2 separate regions of the Homo sapiens genome follow, and region 1 is linked to region 2. A link is a loop called in an ENCODE intact Hi-C map of the cell type or tissue named here. Cell type or tissue: PC-3. All regions are shown on one strand. Each heading gives the region's core, and the rest is flanking DNA. Links, peaks and the distances in the headings are about the cores only. Region 1 has its middle 52 kb from the start of LINC02424. Region 2 overlaps NAV3 (neuron navigator 3).

Evidence for each region. Hi-C counts contacts between places; a loop is a spot of excess contacts. Peaks named below come from ENCODE experiments on the same cell type or tissue, not always from the same donor. Only the 100,000 strongest peaks of a DNase experiment are listed, where the experiment ranks them.
Region 1: a loop joins it to region 2, with 2.5 times the contacts of the local background. A loop is called at or near these places in 1 of 110 quality-filtered maps.

What each region holds. Positions count from the first base shown.
Region 1 is chr12:78,302,151-78,313,014 of GRCh38, forward strand. No RefSeq gene overlaps it. Among named protein-coding and RNA genes, the nearest start is that of LINC02424, 52 kb to the right of the region's middle. In PC-3, for the core only: no CTCF peak of the experiment used is centred there; no DNase peak of the experiment used is centred there; H3K4me3 peaks cover 427 bases; H3K27ac peaks cover 1,667 bases.
Region 2 is chr12:78,207,033-78,217,896 of GRCh38, forward strand. It overlaps NAV3 (neuron navigator 3), which reads left to right. Exons shown (of 40, transcript NM_001024383.2): 40 at 3,366-5,978. The coding sequence ends at 3,485. Among named protein-coding and RNA genes, the nearest start is that of LINC02424, 150 kb to the right of the region's middle. In PC-3, for the core only: no CTCF peak of the experiment used is centred there; a DNase peak (open chromatin) is centred at 4,129; H3K27ac peaks cover 901 bases.

The DNA.
Region 1 (10,864 bases), core at 3,514-7,513, 96 kb after region 2:
GGCATAAATCCTGACAGCCTTTGATACTGACTGCTCTTTTACTACAGTAATAATTATATTTTGGTAATGCCTCTTAGGATTTCACTTTCCATTTGGCTGGAAAACCTACTGTGAGCTCAGGATGTAGCTGTAGTGCTTGATAGTATACATAATGTAACAGTCTTTGTTCTCTGAAATTATAGCTCCTCCTGGTGTACTGGTGGGGGGTCCCACTAATTGTGTACAGATTTCTCTAAATTTATCATTTCGATCCCAACATGTTTTGTCTGATTCACTGATAAATGATAGCCTTTTAAAATCTTAATACATGAACATTCAACTCTTTTAAAAGTGAATTAATTGGAATATTTCTTAGTCAAAAGCTATTATTTTTAAAATAGCACTTTTTTTCTATAACTTTGAGTGTCAGCTGTCTAGTGAATAATTATGTCATCTATTTGTTCAGCCAAGTTTCACTTAATAGGCATAGATTGGAACAGGCATGGAATAGGCACACACAAATGATACCAAGATAAATAAGATCCAATTTGTTCGTTGAAGGAGGTTACAATGTAGTGAAGGAGACAGATACATAAACCATTTATTCTAAAACGAACCAACAAACAAAACTATGAGTAAAGAAGCACCAAGGAAGTGCTTATCTTATCTTATTGCAAGATAAGAGAAAGTGGCAGTTCTGTTTTTGTGATCATCAAAGATGGATAATTAAAAATAGAGGGCAGTTAAAACAAATTCCTTTGTTCCTTAAGTTGCCTAGTGCAAAAGAGATGAGACATAGAGCATTAGTGAAAACAAATTATCATTTGTATTTACCTGTGGAAATCTGATTATACTTGTGAAAGCTTTTACCTAGAGGGACCTAGAAAACATAATACATTTAAATTTACAGTGATTTATGGTGACCAAGGACATAATTTCTAAAGTAATTTAGTAATTACAGGTATTACTTTAGAGCCATTAGGCATTAACTTGAGTAATTATGGAAGAAAGAGTTTCCTGAGAATGAGTAAAGATCCCTATATTTCCTTATTTAAAAATGGTTTAAAAAAGAAAAAAAAAACAAAATGACTTGTGTTAATGGATGTATTAATCAGAATGACTAGTAAAATTGAATGAGAATGATCAGAAAAATTGCTACGAAGCAACATTTTTATTATGCTAAAACTATAACATTTTAGAGTATATACAACTTAAACATCAAATATCTCATTTATTCAATGTTTATTTTATAACAATTTTTATGAATGCTGTTTCAAACTGTATTGTTTATCTATAATTCTTCCTTTCATCCCCTCCCTTTCATGATTCGTTGTGGGCTAGTTACTTCCATGTCCCGTTGACTTTGGGCTTTGACAATAGAATGAAGGTACAGTGAGAACATGCCAGTTCTGAGTTGAAATCTCAAGAAGCATTAAATACTTTTGCTTAAGTTTTTTGGAGATTCTTCCATCTGAAATGAAAAGCATTTTCTATGGGTATTAGTGGACTAGGATAAGAAACACAAGGTTTTGGACATGATCTCCAGTCCAAAGCAGGGCTTTTTCTTGCCAACTTAAAGACCTGAAAGCATGGAAAGTTGTTTTAAGCCATGGAGGTTTGGGGGTAGCTGTATGATCTATGTCAGTAGAAACCTGACAAATGCAGATAGTTATTTCACTGCCTCTCAAATCTATCTTTGCATGAGGAAAATGAAGAGAAAAAATTACAATAACACTTTCTCTGTGGTAGACACTGTTTTAGATATGTAATATGTATTGTATAGTTTAGTGATTAAAATCTCAGTTTAATTCCCAGCTTCATCACTTACTATCTATATGTCCTTAGAAAAGTTACTTAATATCTTAATGCCTAGTTTCTCTTTATTAAATAGAAAAAATAGACTCTATCTTACTGGCTTTTATTAGGGTTTCTATGAAATAAAACAAGGCAACTATTTGCCAATTACATAATAAGTACTCACCAACTAGTAGCAAATACTACGTTAATACTCTATCACAGGCCAGTAAGGCAAGTTTTATTAAATCATTTTTAAAGATTTACAAAATAAGGTTTAGTAATATTAACTATTCTTGTATTATTTTGGACTCATTTTTGCTTAATAATAAGGTTTATACTTGTTATGCAGACCTGTGAGTTGGATATATCTTTCTCCTACAGATCCTACATTTAAAAAAATCTTTTAGGGTTTTTTTTTTTAAAAATTCTGGTTGTTTTGAGACAAATGTTTCTAATTATACCAATATGCTCTAAAATATGTGGAAAAAACTAAAGAATGATGAAAATTTCATATGAGGAAGTGTAAAAGGAAATAACATTTAATTTGAAGAAATAGAGGGAAGGGAAAATGTGGATTCTCTTTCTGATTATATAAAACAAGTTAAGAAACTTTTGTATTTTTGTAAACATACAAAAGTAAAGAGCATCATAAACCCAATATGCCCATAACTCAACTTTAGCAATTATCAATATTTTGAAAACATTTATAAATTCAGAGGCTAATCACAAGATGTAATAAAATGAGTTAATTACACAAGTTATAAAAAGGTAAGTTATCTATTGCTATAGAGCAAATTGCCGCAAAACTTAGTGGTCTAAAACAATTATTATCTCACAATTTCCCTGGGTGTAAGATCTAAGTTTAACTTTGCTGAGTGCCTCTGCTTCAAGGTCTCTCAGGATATTTTGGTCAGCCTGCTAGACAGACTTGTGGTCTCCTCTGAAGGTTCAAGTGGGAGAAGATTTACTTCCAAACTCACTAACATGGTTATTGGTGTAGGGGTTAAAGAGGAAAGAAACATAAAAAGCGGCTCAACAGTTAAAGATAGGTTTATTTTGGATAACAAACCTGAGAGGGGCTTCTGGCCGATTTTGGTCAGGAGTGCTGTCTCTTACAGACTAAGGGTGTTTACTGGTTTTAGGGTGACAATGCTTATCATGGACTTCGAATGTTTCTGTGTGGGAGAAAAGTTTATTGCAGGGTTGGAATGTCTCTGGTCGGAGGGGAGTTTATCTTGGGGCTGACATCTCTCTGGCAGGAGGGGAGGTTATCTCAGAGGAGGTCATTTTATTACATCTTGTGATTAGCCTCTGAATTTATAAATGTTTTCAAAATATTGATAATTGCTAAAGTTGGGTTACGGGTATATTGGGTGTATGATGTTCTTTACTTTTGTATGTTTACAAAAATGCAAAAGTTTCTTAACTTGTTTTATGTCTCTGGTTAGGGGCGGGGTTTATCTTAGGGTTGGAATGTTTCTGGTCAGAGATGTCATTTGTGGCTTATGGTCATGCTAACCTTAGCCATTAGGCTGATGCCCTTTGGATTTAGGCAGTTTTTGATCAAGGTGAACTTTAAAATGGTGGTGCTTGTCCAAGATGGCAATGCTCCTTCTCTGTCAATTGGTAGGATTCGTTCCTCAGAGTATTCAATTGCTTGATGGCTGTTGGTAGGAGACAGTTCTCATTTCCTTAGTTTCTTACCATTCTCTGGCTAGAGACCTTCCTCATTTCCTTGCCACCTAGCTTTCTCCATAGTGCAGCTTGCAACATGGAAACTGGCTGCCCTCAGAACGAAGGAGTAAAAGAACAAGAGAAAACAAGCACCCAATATGGAAGCTATAGACTTTTTTAGAACCTAATCTCAGAAAGGACCTTCTCAATACTTTTCCTATTTTCTATTTGTTAGAAATGATTCAATAAGTCTAGTTCACACTCAAGGGAAGAGACACCAAGGTATAGAGACCAAGAAGCAGGATGTTGGCAGTCAACAGAGGCTGCCATCTACAGTTTAGGAATCATGTTAAAGTAGATGTTGTCTAATAAACCAGTTTTACAAATTCATGGAATGGGCATTAAGCAAGATTCTCCTCTGACCTATATAAAGAACTGTATGGTTGACAGATGCAACGGTGCTCTGGGCCTGGTTGTGGAATTACAGTCACAAAACTCTCTGTAAGTACATGATTATCATTAGTCAACTAAATTAGTGTTTTTCAATCAAGGATCCATAAAATGCTGTGCTTTAAATAAATACTTTTAGCAAATACTAGAAGCAAAATTCTTTGCTTTTAGAAACATGAGGGTAGATAGTCTACTGGAATTGGGAAATTAGATCATACATATGATTATAAAATTTGAAATATGATCCAGGTAAGAAAAATTATGATTCATAAAATCTATTCTTTTATTGGCCTTTTAGACAGTTGCATCCAAGAAAATCTTGTTAAATGAATCTCTAGATGAATGAATAAATGAAACTTATTTGCCTATTATGCATGCCAATAGGATGAATATCATTTAGAATTCTTATCTCTGGCATCAGTCATCTGAAGAATGAGGTTTTTATTGAATTGAAACTAATTCTAGCTGCTATGTACTCTTACAAATTTTGCAGGGACTGGAATATCTAGTAATTGGCCCTGAGGTTTTTTTTTTTCTTTTTAAGTATTTTTCTTTAAAATAAATACAGATTTTTCTATCTGCATTCCTATAAATCATCTTTCAAATTTATTGACATTTTGGTTGCATTTGAATAACAAAAAAATTTTCCTTGAATTGTGAATGGATAAGTTTGCATCCAGGCCTCAGAGCATAGAAGTAATTATTCTATTACATGTTTTCCCAATGATCGATGACATTGTGAAGTTAGATTTTCACTTTCCAGTGCAAAATCAATTTTTCAACTAGGGTAACCTGCAACTATAATGAGTTTGGAAAAATCTTTTCTGGTTTCATGCTGAGATTCCATTAGCTGCATTTAGAGATTGCTATATACACAGATGCACAGTACCAATGGAATGCTGCTTTTTGTAGTTGCCCCAAAGCATTTAGTGGCATAAAGTTTGAATGGGTGTCCTGAAATTACAGCCTTTGGAGAGCCTTAAGAGGCTAGGAACAAATGTTTTAGTGTCAATTAATGTAGATGTATTAAAATCTGTAAGCTTATTTCTCCAGAGTAAATATTTTGCTTGAGGAACTTCCAGAAATAATAGGCTATGGATTCTCCAACTAAAAGTGCTCCTAAAATGTTTACGTGGAAAGGAAGCTAACACATTAGTGGGGGGTTTTTTTTTAATATATTCAACAAAGCCCAAGCAAAATATATGTAGCACACTTCCAAAACTAAAGAGAAATTAACATTAAATTTTATTTGAAAGTTGCAATACGTTAATAGAAATAATTTGATTTATATTGTAGCAGTGTGAATTGCTTCACTTAATAAATATTCAAAACTGAGTCAATCAAGAGTTTTAAAGTAATATTGACAGTAACATTTATAATTCCCATGAAAAATATTCAAGGAGTGAAATCTCAAATATCTATGGTTATGATAAAATAATTTTATACAATATTTTTTCAATCTCTTTTCTAGCCTATATCTTTTTGGCTGTGTCCACATAACACTGAAATGTGTTTCAAAGCAAAATACTTCATCAATGTAACCCATTGCTTATGTAATGACAAAGGATCCACGGATATTTTCCACAAAATTTCTTGAAATCACCACTATTCATTCCATATATTCACACTGAGAATGTTTACAAAATTCTTCCAAAGTTGACAAAAGGGAAGTCAATTTAGTACCTCTTGGCAAAAATATAATCTAGTGCGAAGCATGCAGTGTAAAGGGAAACTTGTGAAGAAATAATGTTAAAATATCCAGAGGCGAGAGCAGAGAGAAAATTGTATATGACCTTGCATTATCCATCCAACCATAGCAGGGCTGGACAAAATGCCATTGACATTTCCCACTGGATACAACTTCATCATATTACCTATTAGGGAGGTGACAGACTTTCTACTTATGGCGCCCTTGTGAGAAACCCCCTAGGGTATTAAATTCAGTCCAGGACAACTTCATACTAGAGAAACAGAAAGACTGAAGGGGGTTTCAAGAAAAAGAACATATTATAGGAAATATCATAGAATCATAGGGCTGAAAGAGTCCCCAGAAAGTCATCTAATCTCCCAGCCTGCCTCTGGGCATGATTTAAACCATTGAATCTCCTTTGAGAAAGGAAACTGTACAGAATTTCTACTGTTTTAATATCTCAGATATATATTTGGGACATTTAACCTAGACTCATCAGACCATAACTCTTGCTGTAAACTTTTTTCTTCCTAATTGCAGGAAAGTATACAAATTTTAGGTTTAAACTCTATAATTTTTTTACAAATTCAGCGGTGGAATCACAACCTAAATCAAAATAAAAACATTTCTAGCATTCCAGATGCCTCCCACAATTCCCTATAAGTCAGTATCTACCCTACATACACACTCAACATAGCCACTGTTTTTGTTACTATACTTATTTTTTCCTACATTTGAACTTCATATAAATGAAATTATATATGTTGGTGTTTGTTTCTGGTTTTCTTCGCTCAATATTATATAATTCAGCTCAGAATAAAAAGTTTGTTCTTTTTTACTATGAGATTCCATTGTAAATATATCACTATTTACCTATTTTACTGTAGACAGACTTTTCTGCTTTGTCTATTATCAATATTATTGTTTTGAAGATTTCTGTAGATGCATTTGGCAAATGTATTTAAGAATTTCTGTTGGTTGGGAAAATATCTAGGAGTGGAATTGCTAGGTTATAGAGTATGTGTCTGATTTCTTTTAGTAGTGCCATCAAACTCTCAGTTTACCTTGTTACTCTCAGTGCATAAGAATTTCTATTGCTTCACAATCTTGCCACTTCTTGGCATTGTAAGGTTTTTTTAAATTGTAACCATTCTGGCAGAGGTGTAATGGTATTCACTGAGGTTCTAACTTGCACTTTCTTGATGACTAATGAAGTTTACTAGCCTTTTATATCCTTATTGGATATTTTGATATCTTCTTCCAAAATACCTATTCATGACTTCTGCCATTTTAAATTTTACAATAAGAAAAAAAATAAATATAATGCATGTGTGTATGTGTTTTTTTAAGATATGTCATCTTTAAGACAGAGAATCCAAGTTTGCATTGCCTGGCATATCAGTCTATGACAGCCGGGCTAAAAAAGAGAATGGAAAACCTCATGAGGATATATTTACAGGGAAAGCTTGAAATTGATTTACAGAACTTATATACACATTATATTGATTAAAATTTAATTTGGCTATGTGAATTTTAGCTAGCAAAAAAAGTAATCTTGTTGATTGGGCAGGAAGTAGAGAACACAGGTTTTGTTGAACCACCTAGTTGCTATCTGGCACACCATAAAAAACGTTTTATAGAAAAGGCTTTTTTTGAAAGCAAGGCATCTCAGTGTCATAATTGAATCAACCTACCCTGGTAACACAAGTTTAGAATGTCTCTCTGTTAGAATATAAAACTATTATGCCTCTGTATAACCATTTAAGATTTTGATATTTAAAATACATATTTAATAAATTCATTCAATCCAACCTATTTTTACATTGAACTTTTTTTCATATAAATTATTCCTGTATTGATTTCTCAGTCTTTCACAGAATCCCAGAGGTGAAAAAGACCACAGAGGTCATCTGGTCCAATCCTTATCCAATGCCTAAATCCCCTCCAGCTGGTTAAACTCATTTTTAATTCTGAAGCTATTCTCCAAGTTTCTAGTCATTTCATCAGCAAACTTAATTAACAGAGACTCTATTCAATCTATTGACTCATGAGGCCAGCTTAACAATATTAATAAATATATAATTTGGCTGACTGCACAGTGAGGTGAAAGATGTGGGAGTACTGTGCATTACCTCAATGCCTATAATTTCTTTCACAACATTACCAAGCAACGTTAGAGAATCTGAAATTCACTTTGCTGTGAAAAAAATGTGTAGTTACAACAGCATGCTATTGAGAAATCAAAAATAAAATATTGTGCTCATAAATTAAAATGTTCTAGGTGGACAAATTAACATTTCAGATGAACCACAGGAAGCAAAGAACACTTAATTCGGTAACTTTATGAAAGTTTTCTTGAAACTGTACTGTTTTTGGAAAAGTTACTATAGTAATAATAGTGGCCAAGCTGCTAATCTTGGGTGGCAATATTTGTATAAACGGCATTATGAAAGACATTCTCTAGGGTTGGGCAGTCTATAGACATTTGGTTGTAGCCAGTCTAATCACAACAAAGAGAAACATAAGTTTAAATATGTGTTATGTAATGTTTGAAATTTAAGTATAACAAAGATACCATTGAAAAGATCTGACGCCCAGTTATGAGATAGATTGAGTGACTTTATTCATATTGATGAATGTGTGCTCCTTTATCATTACCAGTATAATAATTTTCATAGTTCATACCGTATCTAGTGAAGATCACCAAGTAATCAATTGCATGTGATCAATTGCATGCCTCTTTTCCGAAAAGAGGCACAATAAAGACCATACAATAATTGATAAGTTTTGTTGAGAATTACCAATAATGCAAATTGTGATTATGAAGAAAACCTCATTAACTTTTAAGTTTTGTATTGTTAGAGTTTTTGGTGCCTTCAAAGGTGGCTTTCACAGACACAAAAAAATTATTCAGAGATCAAATTTGATCTTAAATATTTATAGTTGATTTAATAAAGAAGCTAGTTTTTTCTTAAGATTTTAAGCATAGCTTATAAATATTGCTATTTTGATTGTAAGTTTAGCAAATATGAACAATCACTTTTAAGGGGAATTTTGATTGACATTTGATCCTTTTCATAAACTTAGAATGTTAGTTAACTTTAAATATTTTAAACTGTAATTATAAACTTTAAAATATTAAATTCCTTCTTTTTTATTATACTTTAAGTTTTAGGGTACCTGTGCACAACATGTAGGTACATGGATGAAGCTGGAAACCATCATTCTCAGCAAACTATCGCAAGGACAAAAAAACCAAACACCGCATGTTCTCACTCATAGGTGGGAATTGAACAATAAATTCCTTCTTTATGTACTTCAATTACCTAAGTAACAAAGCTTCTCATTTATTCCAATTAATTTAGGAGTGTCTCCAGAAAGGATCATGTCAGGGTTATTTTCTTAGTTAACTGATAGGGCTTATCAATCATAAATCTAACATAATCCAGGGCTACCAACTGGGGATGCTCAGAACTCAGGTGTCTTTTGTAGTAGGTGCATGATAATTATGGACAATTAAATGAAATTCACCAGAAGATTTTATAGAAAAAAAGAAAAGTATTGTTTATAGAGCACAATACCACAATAGCAACAGTCAAAATAGCAAATAAAAATTGCTTGAACCTTATTTTAAGGTTAGCTGTAGAACTACATAAGGAGGTTACATTCTAGACTCGTAAATGAGCATATTTTCTTAGGTCGTTATTACTATAGATATAATGAAACTATTATAGAAATGATCAGATTGTTTTGGGTCAGAAAGAGGCAGCAAAACTGAAAAACATTCTTATTAAATAATGCTATTTAATTACAATTTGAATGTGGTGGGAAACCTTTATGTAAAAATAAATGACAAACTATGGTGAATTTGACTGTATTTTATAGTTGGATTATATCATTGTTGTGGTCTGAAGGTTTGTTTCTACCCAAAAGTCACAGTGGAAACCTAATTACCAATGTGATGGTATTAGGAGGCGGTGTCTTTTGGAGGTGATTAAGTCACAAGGCAGAGTCCTTTTGAGTAGGATTAGTGCCCATGTAAAAGAGGCCCCAGAGAGCTGCTTTTCTCCTTCCATCATGTGAACATAAGGTAAGAAGGTGCCCTCTATGCACCAGGAAATGGGCCCTCAACAAACACTGATTTTGTCAAGACCTTTATTTTGGACTTCCCAGTCTCCAGAACTGTGAGAAATAAGTTTCAGTTGCTTATAAGCTACACAGTTTATGGTATTTTGTTATAGTAGTATCAATAGGCTAAGACCAATATTAATATGAATTATTTGTCCATTACGTTTGCTTTTGATGTATTTTAACAATGATATTTGTGAAAACATGAAAATTTACAGAATGATAGAATATGTTAGTTGGTAAAGAAAAACATGGGATATATAATAATTTATTGATTCTTCAAAAGGTTCATTTGTTGAGAAAAATAGGGGTTAAATTTGTATGAAAAAAGACTGTGAATGGTAACCCACATTAAGGTTATTGTATACACTATTTTTCTTCAATATTGTTTAGCTATTTTCTCCCTGCATCTTCACATCATTTAAAAAATCAGTTTGTCAAATGTAAAGAAAAATATATTCTGAGTTATTAACTGAAATTTCATTGAAATTATATACCACTTTGGCAGAAATTAATATTATTGAGCATTCCAATTCATGAAATTCTGTTAAACTATTTGTGAATTACTTGTACATCACAATAAGGGTTTATAGTTTTGTGTGTACATTTATTTTCTGTATTTTGATTTCTTTTTGTGGTTTATGCTTTAGATCTAGCATACTAACCTATCTTCCAGTGAATCCTTCCTTGAGCTATGTCTAATATGCTATCACATTTATCTGAGTTATTTATTTTTGATATTTCATTTATTGTATTCTTCAGTTCTGGATTTTCTAAGGTTTTCAGAGTAATTCTGCTTCATAGATCCCAGGTATATGCTGACTTAACCTTATATATCTCAGTTTTCTTTAACATGTTAACCATAGCTATTTTGGAGTCCATGCTTGGTATCTCCAATATTGGAATCTCCCGTAGGTGTTTTTCTTTTTCACTTCTGTTTGTGGTAATTTGGTATTTTTGGCTGATGTGTCAGGCAATGTTTGATTGAATGCTGAGTATCATGTATAAAAGGTTATATACATAATTTGAGTATTTTGAAGATATTATCTTTCTTCAGTGGGGAATTTCCCTTTCCTCTGGCAGTAGTTAGACTTGGAGAATATTATGTAAGCCAAACACAGATTAAATTTATTTGAGGTTGAGTTT
Region 2 (10,864 bases), core at 2,255-6,254:
TTTTTAATAGAGACGGGGTTTCTCTATGTTGATCAGACTGGTGACGATCTATCTGTTTTTATTTCTATGTATTTTTGTAATTACTAGCATGAAGCCAACATATATTTTCAGTCCATTCTAAATCAGAAATCCTACAAAATATCCACTATTTAGTGTCAAGAAACATCCACTATTTAGTGTCAGAAATCCCCATAGCAATGAGTGTAGCAAAGAAACAGGGAAGAAGAGAGGAGAGAGACTTTTTGAATCTGAATGAGGATGCAAGTTTTTGGTATATCTCACATTATTTTAAAAATACAATGTGTATTCACCATTAACAACAAAGAGAATGTTAATAAGTATGTCCTTAATGCTAAGACCTGGTGATCAGGAGATAACTACAGTATCATTTCTGATCTCAAGAAGCTTAAAATCCAGTAGTGAAGAGAGACTTCTACCTATATGAACTGCAGTAACATAATAGAGGCACATATTAAGTAAAATTGTGAGTTCATTGAGGAAGCAGTTAGAATAAAGCTTTACAGAGGAGATGCTTGAGCTGGATCTTGAATGATTAATAGGAGTTCACCATATGGTTGCAGGGAGAACATCCAAAATTAAAGAAATAGAATGTGAAACATTAGAGGACAGTGTAATAGAAATGATGAGTTTAGGGAACTATACACCAGTTGGTGGTAGGAATTAAAACTGTGGAAGTATACAATTGCTAGATCATGCTAAGCCTTGTTTATCATTGCAGGAAGTTAAAACGTTATCACAGAGACAGTGGAGAACTGTCAAAGGTGTTTGAGCCATGATTTACCTAGTTAGATCTGCAGTTTCTAAAGATCACTTTAATAACAGAGTAGAGAGAGGACAGACTGAAGGAGATAGGATGGAATCTGGAAGCTTAGCAGATTAGATGGTACCAGTGATGATAAGGACTTGATCAAGGTGTTAGAAATGATAAACATTAAATTTATGGCTATAGATGCCCTATTCCATTTAGTGTTGCTATAACAGACTATTTGAGGCTGGGCAATTTGTAAAGAAAAGAGATTCATTTGGCTCATCGTTCTGGTGGTTGAAAAGTCTAGGATTGGGCAGCTGCATCTGGTGAGAGCCTCATGCTGCATGAACTTACGGTGGAAAGTGGAAGAGGAGTGGGAGTGTGCAGAGAGGTCACATGGTGAGAAAAGAAGCAAGACTCTTTAATAACCTGCTCTCGCACATGAACTAATCCATTCCCTCCAGAGTGAGAACTCACTGACCCCTAACCAGAATGCCATTAATCTGTTCATGAGGAATCCACCCCCATGATTCAACACCTCCCACTACGACTCACATCCCAACACTGCCACAATGGGGATAAAATTTCGACAAGAGTTTCGGAAGTGATATATCACACGCAAACCATAGCAGTGAGTGTGGGGAAGAAGTGGGGAAGAAGAGAGGAAAAATATTAATACTTTTTGGAGAATTGTGATGTATCACGATAATGACTAAATCATACGTAATCTTCTCTTGTAAACTCCCTTGATTTGAATGCACAAAATAATACTAGGCAAAGGCAAAGTAAATCCCACGTATACATTTATTATGAATCTGAGATGTGGAATGTATTATAATGGAACATATTTACTATATGACACCATTTTAAAAAATTAAGACTTTAATAACAATACTATTACACAGTGAAACTTTTACAACATCCAGCATTCAAGTGATTTCAAACATTTGTGCCTAAGATACAACTGTATCTTTTTTAAAAGATATCATTTATCATTTCTACTCTTACTAAATCACTAGGGTGCTCAAAACTCAGTTTTATTTTACAGATCAGTTTCACCCAAATGCTTGAACATACAGGCAGCTGCTAATGAGTGACAGATAGATAAAAGAAATGGGAGAAGGAATATGAATGGACATGAAAGTAGGAAGGTAGGGGTGTGGGTGACAGAGAAAGAGAGAGGAGAGTGGGAGAGAAAGAAACTATGTTGAAGGAGACATTTGACTTTTTGGCTTACTGGGTTTAAAAAGTTATCACCTACTACTTTTATTTCATAACCTTATGTAGCTTATTTAATAAATTAGGAGAGTCAGATTGAAAATTAGGTTAAAACATATTTTCCTGAGACTATTAAAATGATTTCAAATTATGCTGTAACTGTAGTCTCTTTGTCAGAAAGGAATTCTTGCTGAAATTGGTGATTACCAGTTTATCATTTATTTCACAAGCATTTATCAAGCACACTTTCTGTAAAGAGCACACAAGCATGCATAGCTTAACATATGACCAAGGAATCGTTTTTTAGATTTCTCCTTTCTATTTCTGTAAGTTGGAAAAAAAAAACTTTTGATTATAGAATAATAAAATTAGTATGCATTAGGTAATATAAAAATTGTTACAATTTATAAAAACCCTTGATATGAAAACAAGTCCACTACCCTTGTAAAGACATGTGCCAATTTTTCTGTGCTTTCTAAAATCATTGAACCATTTATTCACAATTTGCCTTTAAACACTTTTTTTCCGAAAAAAAAAAAAAAGTCCATCTCTAACAGTGGAGCTCCAGATCTATCAAAATTCAAGCAATGTGACTGCTCTTTATTTTATAATACATGGAAATGCTAGCTGCCTTTCTCCCCAGGTGCTTTCATGCATATGTCCCTTTTACTAGAACAAACATTACCATTCTCCTATAAGGCTGGGAAACTTGAGACAGCCACTATTGTTCCAGATGATAGTTTTTGTTTTCAGTGATGTATCAATCATATTTTAGCCAGAAATTTAACAACACAAACTTGACAGTAATTCTTTCCTTCTCCCTCTTCAAACACTCATGGTCTGCTTCATTCAGTCACCTCCTCCCGAGGTCAGCTCCTAAACAGCAGATGGTGTGCTTGTGTGCAGCAGCTGGCTTCATTCCTCTCCATACCCTCCTTCTCTCAAGGGACAGTGCGTGTGTGCCTCTGTGTGCGTCTGTGTGTGTATGAACATTCACGACTTTCAGTTGCCATTCAATGCTTTCTGCTTCTCCCAGCCAAAAAGCTGGGAAGCTTGGCGTACTTTCCAGCAACGAACCCAGATGTCCAGCTGTGATACAGTTTCCTTTCCAGTCTCCCTGCTGGAGCAGTATTCATTCACAACCCCAAATAAAAGAGTTATCCAGAGGCCCTATTTTGTCCTTATGGTTTGGTGTTGTAGTCATGTTTGGGAGAAACAGCATAGGAGCCAGGGGCAACGAGTAAAAATCTAAAATTATTTTCCCCTGTTACTTGGATGGGATAAGATAGCTCTTCGGTGTGGCTCAGGGCCTTGTTTTTTATGGGCTGGCTTACTCAATGCATCATTGCCTACATCGATGTCTTTTTTCTTTCTTCAGATGAATATGCTAATGAAACTCCAAGAAGCAGCCAATTACTCGAGCACACAAAGCTGCGACAGCGAAAGCACCAGCCACCATGAAGACATTTTGGATTCATCTCTTGAATCTACCCTCTAGAGGGTGAAAAAAGTTAAGGGAAAAGACTTTGCTTTTAAAAAAATGTTTCAAAAGAAAGGTATTTTCACTAAACCACTGCCAGTATAAAAGCACCCTGTCAAGGGCCCTGACCCAGAGTTGTGGTCTCCAAGGAGGCAGCAGAACTAAGTCTGAACCGCCAAGATGCTAAATTGCAATGGAAGCTTAACTTTAGTTTATTTCTAAGCATTTTTTATATCTGTGGAGTAATAGAAAGCTCCATTACTCAACTGGAAAGGACCCTAATGACAGGGCAACTGAACAGATTGCACATGGGATAGCCAAACTGGACTTTCTTTGTTTCCTCTTTAAAAGTTTACAATGCAGACCATTTTTTGTCCCTTCCTTTTGTTTCCTCTGAGGGGCTGTTCGCCCCAGGCAGGGTCCATCTTTCTGATCTGTCCAACCTCCTTTGTGCCACACGGTGCTGGTCACAGGGCTTCAGTAGTGTTTGTGTTGTGCGCTCACCCCATTCCAGAACAAATCCAAGAGGCCAGTCCTCCATAAGCACAAATGGAATTGTGCAACCACCAGAAAAACACTACTGTGGCAAACTGGAGAAGTGCCAATTTAATTCTAACTGCCACGTTCTCATGATGTGCTCCACCAACTTTTTAGTATATGAGTCACTGGTTTTATAAGGTTGTTTTTACCACAGTGGTCTTTTTAAACCACCTGCCCACTCCCTTAACAAGAGTTTTATACCAATTATTAGTCAACACTGATAAAAGGCTTTTTTAGGGCTTTATTTGTTTGAGCCTTTTCAGTGAAAGAAGGAACATTTCCTATGGTGCTGTCTCACTGCCTTAAAACAGATTTCTATGACAGTTTAACAGTTGGTTTAAATCCTAAACCATTGGTAATTTCCACTGTCTTTTCATTTACAACCAAGCAACACCAGTTAACATAGTAGCCTCATCTCTATATATCTTTCTCTTTTTTTTTTTTTTGAAGAAATGGATAGGAGAAAGATCAGTATTTTTAGCCTTGTGAATAGATCGCTTTGCCTATCCTCCAAAATATTAAAATAACCCAGAAATGCTCTTTGACCGTCACTTAAAACCTAAGACATGTGGCGAAATTCCATCCAGTTCTAAGTGAAAGAGTTTCAGAAGGCAGAAGATTTTGAATTATTATCCAGCAGGGCTGGAAGCACTAGATGCAGCATGAGCACAACTATTCGGCTTTCCTTCCCTATTGTTTTTGTTTTTTTAATGAGTTTTGACGCATGTTGTTTTGATTGCTATTGTTGTACATGAGAAATTCAGCATTAAAGAACACTGAAGCGGTAAGGTCACTGTGGAAGAGGAAGCGTTTATACTGTAAAAGAAGGTTAGATTTGCACAGTCTACTGGGTAGGTATTGTAAATAATAATTTTTAAAACTTGCACAAATCAAAACAAACACAAACAAAATTGTATTTTATCCTGTTGGTGTTAAGAGGTGTTTCACTTGCTGAGATTTCCTGTACATTGCAAACAAATACAGAATGCAAACCCTCAAAGCTGTATTATCTGGTGTGTTTGTCCTGTATTTACAGTTGTTTTTGACTATGCAGGAGCTATCAGTGCTAGAGTGAGCATGCTTCAAAACTGTACATGAAGCCAATATATTTTTGGATAAGTAAAACTGTCTGAAAGTACATCTGTCATGGCAGGCTTTAAAGAGAGTGCATGAAAACTGATCAGTCATTGGAGAAGTTACCACCACACACAAAGGACAGGTTTTAAGTTTATGAAACCCAAGGGCTAGGCCATGGTATAGACTTCTTCTATGAGTGTGTGAAAATGTGTTACTTTTAGGACGTGTATTTGGTGCTACTCTCTGTGACCACCAATGGGTCAGTTGCTATAGAACAACAACACCACGAAACATCTGTGCAGTTTTCAGAGTGTCACAAAGTCAATAGGTCCTTACACGGTGCTATTGCCCTAAGGGAAATCCGAACTGAATTTATGCACATAGAATTGTCACCCTGACTTTGAAGCCTCAAACATGGATCAAATCTGTTGTGAAACATCAATATATGTAGCTGGATGAGTGACTAGTTTCCCTTGTATAATATGTGATCTAAGAAAATTGCTAATCTTTCCCTGCCATTTTGAGAAACACAGTCCAAACATGAGCATAAACAGAATTTCCTGCAATACATCCCAGTAGGTCCACCTAGTTTACAACTTAAACTAGTTTGTGAAACATTTGTCTGTATACATTTTATATTTTGTACATTTTGATGTAACATATCATGTAAATAGGCAGAAACAGTGAAATAAATCATCTGAAAAGTTTTGTAGTCTTTGTAAAGCCCCAACAATAAGTACTTGGTGTCAATGGACTTAACTGGATGATGTATTTTCTATTGGTTTATTGTTCCTCTAGCTTGTAAACCAGCTTGCATATATTTTTTTGCAAATGTGCACCCTGTATCTGTCTAAATTATTACTTTGCCATTAAAGTGGAATTATTTATTGACAACATGGTGTGGTTTCTATTTATGGAAAAAAATGAATAATTTTGCATCAAGAAGTGTCAAGCTTTAAAATGTTGCTTGCACTATTAATATGCCATCAATAGGACTGTATGCAAATTTCTATTTTATAAACATAAAAAGGGCTTCAGCTTTCAAGTAAATAAAGGTAATCAGTTTATCTTTTTCAATGATAGTTATTTAGTGAATATTTTAGAAAACTCTGAATAGTTTTCCTAAATAGCCGATGATAAAGTAAGAATATAAAATAAAATGTTGAGATTCACTGAGTTAAATTAACTCAATAAATGTTTCTTTGTTTTTATTGCATTAAATCCTCTTTTGAACTTTTAGCTCTAAAGATTATTTTAAAGCAAACTAATTATTTGGGTGGTAGTTTATTTATTTTAATAGAGAAGATTAAAAAAAGAAAAAAGAACCTGTTTTAAAATTATAATTTCTTTTTAAGTATCTTGGAAATCTCTTTAACCTCAGTAATTGGAATGTATATTTCTGATGGTATAAGTAGGATTTTAATTCTAAAAGCAGGAAAACTTCCGAATTAGAATAGTTTTAGAGCAAAAAAGAAAGGTATTAGTTAAAATAGACCAATCATCCATAATGGGTTATAATCAGTGCATTTGTTCCTTCACTCAATTGGGAGATAAGGAAATTTCCACAATTTATCTTATTCAGACAAACATTGAATTTAGCCAAAACTTCAGTACAGTTCTGCTAAATGCAATTTCAGGCTGCCTAAGTATACATCCTAATATTGTCATTCTTTGTGTGACCTTGGCCAATTTACTCAAACTCTATGTGCCTCATTTTCCTCACTCATAAAGTGATGATAATAATAGTATCCACCTCTCACAGATTACTCTGAAGATCAAATGGGTTATTACATGGAAATTCCTTAAACGGTGCCTAGCCCTCCATAAATTGTAACTGCTTTAACAACAATTAATTAACAAAATAGTAAGAAATATTTATTATTTTATTTTCAAACATTCTTGAGAATAAGGTGTAAATAAATTTATTTTAAGGTTTTGAAAGAATATATATTTTAACTCAATTTCCTCATTTATAAAATGGGCATAGAAATAGTACTTATTCATAGGGCTGTGGAGAGGATTGAGTTTAGATCTGTAATCAGAATAATAGCTATCACTCAAGAAACTTTCAATAACTGTTAGCTTCTATGTTAACACTGCCGTTACTATAAATGAGTAATATCAGTAATGTAATAGTCTCAGGATTCAATTTACTCATCTATAAAATGAGATTATTATAGTATCTATCTACTCATAAGATTGTTTTGAATAATGAATATTTTAAAATATGTAAAATACTCAGAAAAGATTCTGTCCTGGCTTAAATGTTACCTAAGTGTTAGCTGTTATTATACCTAATATGTGCCAGGCAATTTTCCTAGGAATCAGCGCCATTGAGACACAGGCTATGGTCCTAAAGGATTTAACAGTTAGTAAAATTGGCCGGGTGCGGTGGCTCAGGCCTGTAATCCCAGCACTTTGGGAGGTCAAGGCGGGTGGATCAGGAGTTCAAGACCAGCCTGGCCAACATGGTGAAACCCCATCTCTACTAAAAATATAAAAATTAGCCGGGCATGGTGGTGTGTGCCTGTAATCCCAGCTATCTGGGAGGCTGAGGCAGGAGAATCACTTGAACCTAGGAGGCAGAGGTTGCAGTGAGCCAAGACTGTGCCACTGCACTCCAGCCTGGCAACAGAGCGAGACTCTGTCTCAAAAAAAACAATCAGTAAAATTGAGTCTTTGTTCCTCTCACTTCTTCCTTTGATGAATACCTAAGTTCTCCACTATGAGGTTGACTGTAAAAAGCCCTGTGAATAGTCCACTGAATAGTTGTACAGGATATATTTTCAGATACTGATAGAATCAATGATACCAGTGAATTTTGTTTACATTTGGAGAAATTCAAGTACTATCTTTATTTCAGGCTTTGGATTTTTCACATTAAAAAAAGAAAAATATTATTTTTATAAATAATAGGCCACCTTAAAAATGTCTATTTCTATTTCTTTGATCAGTGAAGATGTTTAAAAGGAAGCTTCAGGCCAGGTGCGGTGGCTCACATCTGTAATCTCAGTACTTTGGGAGGCCGAGGTGGGCGGGTCACGAGGTCAGGAGTTCAAGACCAACCTGACCAACATGGTGAAACTCTGTCTCTACTAAAAGTATAAAAATTAGCAATTAGCCGGGCGTGGTGGTGCGTGCCTGTAATCCCAGCTACTCAGGAGGCTGAGGCAGGAGAATTGCTGGAGCCCAGGAGGCAGGGGTGGCAGTGAGCTGAGATCGTGCCACTGCACTCCAGCCTGGGTGAGAGAGCGAGACTCCATCTCAAACAAACAAAAAAAGCTTGGATTATGTTTTTATTTTGTTTTCTGTTTTTGGGAGGGACAGCAATTAATAGGTAAAATATTGCCTTAGTGAATTCACTATTATTTTTAATTCAGTGAATATGATTTGGATAAGTAATCATTAAGAGGATCTCTTCTCTACATAAAGTATACATTATCTCTCAATTACCCAGGAACTCATCAATAAGAAAACCTATTCATAGAAATTAAACAGAGCACATTCTAAACTAGAATTTTATTAGAGAAAAATGAAAGTTCTCCAAGTATTTTCCATGAAATTGTAAAAACAAAATACTAATATTAAATAAATCTTTCTCCATCATTTAAATTTTTAACACTTGTCCTTAATATTCCAGAATGGCATGGTAGATTTGAACTTGATAACAGAGTAAATACTTTTTACACTGATTACATGTTAAGAATAGTAATATTTCCAATATATTAGGCTATATTAACTATAATATTAAAATTAATTCATCTGATTCTTTTTATTTTTTATTTTTATTTTTATTTTTTGAGACACAGTCTCACTCTGTAACCCAGGCTGGAGTGCAGTGTCATGATCACAGTTCATTGCATCCTCGACCTCCCAGTCTCAAGCAATCCTCCTACCTCAGCCCCTCTAAGTAGTTGGGACTACAGGCCCATGCCACCACAGTTGGCTAATTTTAAAAAAAATTCTTTGTAGACACAAGGTCTCACTATGTTACCCAGGCTGGTCTCGAACTCCTGGGCTCAACAGATGCTCCCACCTTGGCTCCCTAAAGTACTAGGATTACATGCATGAGCCATTGCACCTGGCCTGGTTTTTACTTTTTTAATGTGGCTACTAATGAAAAATTTAAAAATTAAATATGTTGCTCATATTTGTGGCTTGCTTGATATTTCTATTAATGCTGATATAGAGAGACTGATCTTTACAAAATATAAATGTGATCATCTCTCTCATCTCTTTTGTATTTTGCTTTTAAAAATAAGACTCAAATACCAAAGGACAACAATTCCGTACTTAAACTGAATCTTGCTTATCCCTCGGCTTCCTTTATCACCATATCCACCACCCCTATTTTGGTACATTAGCCTAATTGTAGAACCTAGAAGTAATTGTTGAAACAATAACAACAATAACTTTATAACTTTCCAGACAATGTAGCTATGACCATATGTCAAAGTTTTGTTATAATCTTGCAGGATGGTAGAAAGTCTCTAGGAGGCCAATTTAAAGTTTCTCTTAAAATAGAGACATCTATGGGAAAGGAAAATTAGACAAAATAGAGAAGAAAATTTAAACATCCCCAAACTCTTGACTGCCAGGTAGGTGAGGGTGTGACTAGTTCCTTCCTTGTGACAAATATCATCTCATAATTAAATAATTATTTAAAATTCCCAAATGTTTTATCACAATTCAAATTTATTCAGTGAAGGAGATTACAAACTACATCAAGAGATAAATAATGTTTTGTTCCAGACCAGGTTTGGTACAATATTTCTTTTACAGTCATTTCCTTTCTCTTACCCCAAGACCTTTATACAGTCTCAAATGTCGTTTCCTTAGACAAACCTTTCTGATCCCTCAGATGAGGTCAAAAATCTATGTTATTTGCTTTTCCAGAAAAAAAATTATATGTGTATATATATATATGTGTGTGTGTGTGTATATATGTGTATATATATATACATATATATACACATATATACATATATGCATATATATACACATATACATGGAATTATATTCGATATATAGATATATTTAATTATTTATATATAATTATTTCATATAATATTGTGGAATAAAAATATTTCTGAACATGGAGACAGCAACTGAATTTTAGCATATGTTAAGCAAATGCATTAAATTTGAGAAGAATGACTTATACAGGTGTCCAGCGTCTCGGGAAGCCAGATTAGTAATTCGAATGCTGACTGGGTGACCAGAGAAGAAGCAGATAACTTGAGGACTAGTGTTATTTAAAGCACTGCCTCATGTTTGGGAATTTTTTTTCCCCTTTAGATATAATGTGCTCCATACTTTCTATCAAGTTTTCTTTTTCTTTCAGCTTTTCAAGTTTTTTTTTTTAAAGATGCCTTAGTTATATATAGTGCAATTTCAATGTGTGGGGTTTTCTGGGGGAACAAAGAAAATACACCAAGCAGTAGAAATGTAATGCTAGAGCCTAGAGGACAGGTGGCGGCTGGAAAAATCAAAATAGGAATCTTTGGCACAGAAATGAGAAGTGAGGATGTGAATTTCACTTTGGGATTATCCCCCACAAGAGAGACCTTGACCAAGTAAAGACTGAGAATAGATCTTGAAGAATATGGTGAAAATCTTCATAGTTCTTTTAGTCATTATTTGTCAATTTCCCTAATATATTTGTGCACATTTAACATAACATTTATAAAGGAATATAAGGGGAAAACCATTGAAATAAGAGTCAGAAAAATCTGTATCCTAGTTAAGTTTTGTGATTTCTCCTAGAAAAATCACCTGAT